Linked DNA regions of Homo sapiens: region 2 is linked to region 1. A link is a contact called in ENCODE Hi-C or POLR2A ChIA-PET data. All regions are on one chromosome and are shown on one strand. The core of a region is the stretch at or near the end of the contact, and the rest is flanking DNA. Distances in the headings are between cores, read along the strand shown.

What was found. Hi-C counts contacts between places; a loop is a spot of excess contacts on that map. ChIA-PET counts read pairs that join two places held with the same protein, here RNA polymerase II (POLR2A). Pooled maps may share reads with other maps.
Region 2: a loop to region 1 is called in a pooled map, with 2.6 times the contacts of the local background. The contact joins the enhancer-like site here to the promoter of IFT46 in region 1. A Hi-C loop is called at or near these places in 7 of 50 pooled maps. POLR2A ChIA-PET finds 5 or more read pairs at or near these places in 6 of 52 experiments (AG04450, BJ, H1 and 3 more).

The regions. Positions count from the first base shown.
Region 1 is chr11:118,564,569-118,567,384 of GRCh38, forward strand. IFT46 (intraflagellar transport 46) reads right to left here and starts at 1,363. Exons shown (of 12, transcript NM_001168618.2): 1 at 1,222-1,363; 2 at 397-493. It overlaps LOC124902764 (a long non-coding RNA gene), which reads left to right and starts at 493. Exons shown (of 4, transcript XR_007062907.1): 1 at 493-806; 2 at 1,044-1,137; 3 at 1,634-1,718. RefSeq lists an enhancer at 1,406-1,635.
Region 2 is chr11:118,658,010-118,660,825 of GRCh38, forward strand. It overlaps TREH (trehalase), which reads right to left. Exons shown (of 15, transcript NM_007180.3): 10 at 2,530-2,724; 11 at 1,738-1,955; 12 at 1,361-1,472; 13 at 896-1,008; 14 at 671-724; 15 at 1-432. The coding sequence ends at 280. PHLDB1 (pleckstrin homology like domain family B member 1) reads left to right here. Exons shown (of 23, transcript NM_001144758.3): 23 at 1-19. Among named protein-coding and RNA genes, the nearest start is that of MIR6716, 15 kb to the left of the region's middle. RefSeq lists enhancers at 423-972, 631-925, 973-1,522. Within about 2 kb of position 1,567, at least 11 of the 41 ENCODE cell types and tissues checked have a DNase peak (open chromatin) inside an H3K27ac peak, as active enhancers do.

The DNA.
Region 1 (2,816 bases), core at 113-2,612:
GTTGAATAAATAAATAGTGTTCAGTCCTTTAAAAACATTCCACTGTGATTTTGGTTGGGGTTGCAGGCTAAGGGGAGGTTATGAAGCATCTTCAAAGCTAGGAAAAACATAAGTTAAAAAAAAAGAAAAGAAAAAGAAAAAGAACAGTGAATTCCTGGCAGACAGTGAGCAAAGCAGTAACATGAAGTAAATGGTGACAGGGTTGGATTGGGGGAAGATCCTGTAATTTGGAAGGCTATGATTTCTCCCCCTTAACTAGTCAGAAAACAAACAATGGCAAGTGAAGTAAATTGACGCTGAAAGTCAACATTTGCTATTATAAAATAAGAACTTCTTGAAGACAACCGTGAATCCATCCTGCTCTTTCAGTAGCATTTCTCTTCTTTCCTCTCTTACCTTGGTGTCTTGGGGTTGGAGTATAAATACTTGCAACCTCTTCGGAGTCGTTAATCTCTAGACGCTCATCATATGTCTGGTTTTCAACAACCTTGGTCTAAGCAAAGGGAGACATAATTCATAGCTCCTATCATGAGACATAAAGCACTCTGCCAGGAGGTATATTCCAAACCAGCATTGGCTCCTCTTCCTTACTCAAGAAACCAGTTTTTCACAAAACCATCACCCCATCCAAACTTTCCTTCAGGCTTCCTGGCCCTCGGTCAAGCAGTTAAGTCATTCTGTTGCAGCCCTTATTTAGGAACTGCTGGCAGGCTGGCTGAGGAACCAGGGAATCGTGGAGGGAAAGAGAGCCAACTTCTGCAGCTTCCCAAAGCTGTACGACCACGCGCAAGGGCAGAACACTATTTGTATGTAGATGGCCAAGGCTGTTGAGGTTTCTCAGGGAAGGCTGTAGAGGTTCTAGAAAGAGTTCTGTCTCTGGAGTCACCTCTGGGGTGGGGTGGGGTGGGGTGGGGTGGGGTGGGGTGGGGTGGGCTGAGGCGGGGTAGGGTGGGAGGGTCCCCGAAGAGAGGGGAAACTCCAGTCTCTCAGTCCCATCCGATAATCCCAAAATCATCACCTCCACTTTCACCCTTATCTTGCAGATAGGATCCCACCTAAGTTTCTTGGGGGAATAAAGGAAGCAGGACGGTTGGTGGTGAGGTGACGAAGGAACAGTTACCACGGAGATTGGAAGAGGTAACCGGGAATGGGGTAAAGGGGAGTCCTCTTAAGCCTCTCTAGAAAGACAGTTCCCTTTTTGCTGGGATGAGTACTAATTACCTGTAGCCCTTCTGAATCCGTCTCCTCTATAATGGAAAGAACCCCAGCCTAGGGCTGGGGTCTCACTCCAGTCTCAAAGCCAGGCCACTTTAGGATTCCACGCCAAGCAACCAGCCTGTTGTCAGTCGCTAGGCAAAAAGATAAATTTTAAAATTCGCGAGAGTTGCTTCCACTCTCGTGAGACCTCCTGCGCGTTAAGCCTCACCCGCGAAGGCTCTCCACGCAGGAAGAAGATCAAGGAGTCACGGATAAAGCCTCTCTGGGCGGCCAAGTCGCCTGTTTGTCTATGGTTTCAGTAAATACGTCTGTTGCGGCATCTAGCGGCTATGGGTGGCAACGCGGCTGATAAATTTCGGGCTGGTGTAGAGTTAGCCCTTCAATCTGGAAACAAGGTGTGCGTTTGTTCCCCTAGGACAACAATCTCTGGGGATGCAGTTGCTCCCAGATCAGTCTTACCAGGATGTAGACACATTCCAGGGGAAATTTCGCAGCACTCTGTAAGTCCTTTTCTAGCACTATATTACACTATAGTCTTTCCCCTCCACAGGGTGCCATGGAATGGAACATACTTATAGCAATAAATTATTCCTTGGGTATCTGAGGTTCAAATTTAACTCTGTGGGCCGGGCGCGGTGGCTCACGCCTGTAATCCCAGCACTTTGGGAGGCCAAGGCGGGCGGATCACGAGGTCAGGAGATCGAGACCATCCTGGCTAACACGGTGAAACCCCGTCTCTACTAAAAAATTCAAAAAATTAGCCGGGCGTGGTGGCGGACGCCTGTAGTCCCAGCTACTCGAGAGGCTGAGGCAGGAGAATGGCATGAACCCAGGAGGCGGAGCTTGCAGGGAGCCGAGATCGCACCACTGCACTCCAGCCTGGGCAACAAAGCGAGACTCCGTCTCAAAAAAAATTTTTTTTCACTCTGTGTCCTGTCTTTCTTATTTGCTAAAGTAGACTTTTAACTTATTTAAAGCAAGACCTGTGTCTAATTAATTTTTAAGCTTTGTAACACCAGTGTATTGCAGAAATTAGACACTAACAATGCTCATTGGGTGGATGAATCGAGGAATGAGTGAATGGAGATGTAAGGAACAAATATTTTCAAACTGTGGACATAATTAATTTGGGAAGTCAGGGAGAGAGAAACATAAAATATTGGAGGCCAGGTGCGGTGGCTCACACCTGTAATCCCAGCACTTCAGGAGGTAGAGGTGGGACGATTGCTTGAGTTCAGGAGTTTGAGACCAGCTAGAGCAACATAGCAAGAACCGCCCCCCTCCACTCTATTAAAAATAAAAAAAAAATTTTTTTTAATTAGCCAGGTGTGGTGGCACGCACCTATAGTGCTAGCCACTCGGGAGGCTGAGGCGGGGGGATTGCTTGAGCCAGGGAGGCAGAGGTTGCAGTGAACCGAGATTGGGCCACTGCATTCACTCCAGCCTGGGCAACAGATCAAGACCCCATCTCAAATATAAATAATGAATAATAACAATAATAATTTTTTGGTCGGGCACGGTGGCTCACGCCTGTAATCCCAGCACTTTGGGAGGCCAAGGTGGGTGGATCACAAGGTCAGGAGTTCAAGACCAGCCTG
Region 2 (2,816 bases), core at 317-2,816, 94 kb after region 1:
AAGCCTTTGGACTACGGAAGTGAGTGGAAGGCCGGTGTGGGGCTTGGCGCTGAGGCACTTGGGGATAGGTCTTCCCTCCAGAGCAGGATTTCCACCCTATTCAAGGTTCCAGGAGGGAGCTAGGCCCCTACCCATGACCTCCAGGTCGTGACCCTGCCCTCCACTTCGCTCTGAGGACAGGCTGGGAGGTAGGAGGGCATGAAGAGGCAGGGGAAGGCAGGAACTGGTGCAGAGGTTTAATGGGGCAGGAGCTGGGGCCAGGTGAGGAGAGGAGGGCTGTCACCATGGCAGGAGGCTGAGCAGGAGGCTGGGCAGAAGGGTGGCCGCCAGGCAGTGGGGCTCCAGGAAAGCCAGCTTGGCCCCTGAGGTCAGCCGGTCACCATAGCGGTCCAGCAGCATCAGGACCACGCCATTCGTCCAGCCAAATCCCTCCTGGGAGAGGCAGGGCAGTGGGGCCAGTTTCTGGGGAAGCCTCATACCCTTGGTGGGGGCTGTGGGCTCTCTCCCCAGGGGCACTGGCCCTGCCTAACCCCAGCGGTACAGGAAGCACCAGTCAGCTCCTCCCCCGGGCCCACATGCAGGTGAGCACACTGAGGCCTGGGGCGGGGGTCATGAGCAGCAGAGTTCAGGAGTTCCCTGGTGTTGGCCAGCCCACCCCTGGCCTGCTCACCTGAACTTCATATTCTCCTCCCCCACCGGGCTGTCCACCGTTGCTGACGTCATACTGGGGACAAGCGGGTGGGCTGTATGTCAGGTACTGCCCCCCAGCTCCAGGAACAACAAACAACCAGAGCCCCTGGGGAGAAGCTGCTCTGCCTGCCCAGCAGCCCCTGCAGTGCTCAGGAGTGGCCACTGGGACAGCCTGGGGGTGCAGGGAGGGCTTGGGCCAGCTCACCTTCTCATACATGGCTGACTTCTGCGAGTAGACATCAAAATTGGTTCGGATCCAATTCTGAGCCAGCTGGAAAGCCACTTCCTGGGCCCGACGTAAAGGTGCCTTGGCCAGGCCTAGACCCCATTGCAGGCAGGACTCAACCTCCAGGTCTCCCATCCCAGACAGAGCAGTGGCTGCACCCTACTCTCCCCAAGGAGGGAAAGAGGCCTGGGCCCTAAGACTTCCTTCCTGAGACCACAGGCCAAACTGCCCTTAATCGACGGCCCTGGTTTGAAGGGCGAACAGGACTGATTGCACTGGACAGGCTGGGTGGACATAAGTGTCAAGTGGAGGCCAGGAGAGCAGAGGAGCGAGAGAAAGGATACGGGGCCTCTTGTGTCTTTTGTTCATGCCTCCCCAGCACCAGGGAGGCCCACCTCTACACCCTGGGAAGGGTCCTTGGCTGTGTCAGCCCTGCCTCCCTACCTCTGATGACCAGGTCCTGCAGGGGGGCCCAGGCATTGGGGAAATCCCACTGCTGGCCTGTCTTCTGGAGAGAGGTCGGGATCCCATACTGGTAAGTCAGGATCCGGTTGTCCTAGAAGGTCCCAGACATTCCCATGACTGTGGGTGGGGCTGGACTGGGAGCCAGGACAGGACGCTGGACCCCGCGGGAAGCCAGACGTCCCCTTCCTGGCTCTTCTTTTCTCGGCTCACAGCTGCCCCCCGGTGGCTCTGGTGGGACCCGCAGGCTGGGACAAGGGGCATAGCCGGAGGAAGCGCCCTCCCCTGCAGGTCCTGTTCAGGGTCGGGAGGGGGCGGTGCTGCCTGCAGTGGACCCGAGCCACCTGCTGTGCCCTCACCTCCAGGTATTTCAGAGCCTTGTCCGCCACGCCAGGGTCAGAGAAACACCCGGCCCAGAGTGGAGTGAGGTTGGATGGGTAAAACTCCCGGTTTTTCTTCTTCTTCTCAAGGTCGTAATCGAACCAGGCTCCGGTCTGCTCATCCCACAGGACTGTGTTCAGGGCGGCCAAGCGCTGCGACCGCAGGATTCTGTACTTCGTGGCCTGGGAGTCGTTCCCTGGGGCAGTGCTGCCTTTAGAGCCAGCAGCCAGTGCCCTGCCTGCTGCCCCAGGCTTTTTTCGTGGTTCTACTTTAGCCTCCCCGCTTTGTGTTTCTCTGCAAAGGCTGAGACACCCTGATGACCAAGGGGATGTGCCGATCTGGAGCCCACCACATTTCTGGCCTATGGCCCCGCACTGCTCCCAGGGAACCACTGGAGCTGATCTGTCCCCAGGGTCTCCAGGGTCTATCCTCCCAAGGGTACTGGCTGGGTGGATTCCCCTAGCTCTTAGGGGGTCAAGGGCAGCTGTCTGAGGGAGAGGGAGTGGAAGGATTTTGGATGCGTGGACTAGGGTTCCCCTCACAGACCCTAGAGACCCTCACAGTAAGAAAGGGAGGAAGAGAGGATTAGGGTTGGCTCCGTTTGTTCTCTTGTCTGGTACGCAAATGTGAGTGCAGGCTTCCACTAGGGCGGGGCTCGACAGGCTAAGTTGCTGAAGGCCTGTCACACAAGGGTCCTACTTCCAGTTCTATTGCCAAGCCTGAGCAGGAAACCAAGCTCCCTGCTTTCCCTTCCCTACTGGGGTGCTCACCCAGCCTGGAATAGAAGTTGCTCATCAGCTCCTCTGCTTGGCATAGGAAGGCATTCAGGTCAACAGGCACCAGTTTGCTTGTTCGGATGCCGCTAAGCGAGTTGGGGTTTGGGCCTCCAATGAGCCAGCGTGAAGAGAAGTCCCAGCCAGACTCAGCCCCAGCCTTGAGCTCAGCCCACAGAGCCTCCCGGTCTCCTGTGAGGACAGAGCAGGGAACCAGCCAGTCCCGGCTGCAGGATAGGCAGCCATTGACAGGAGACCAGAGCCTGACACAGCAGGTGTGCAGC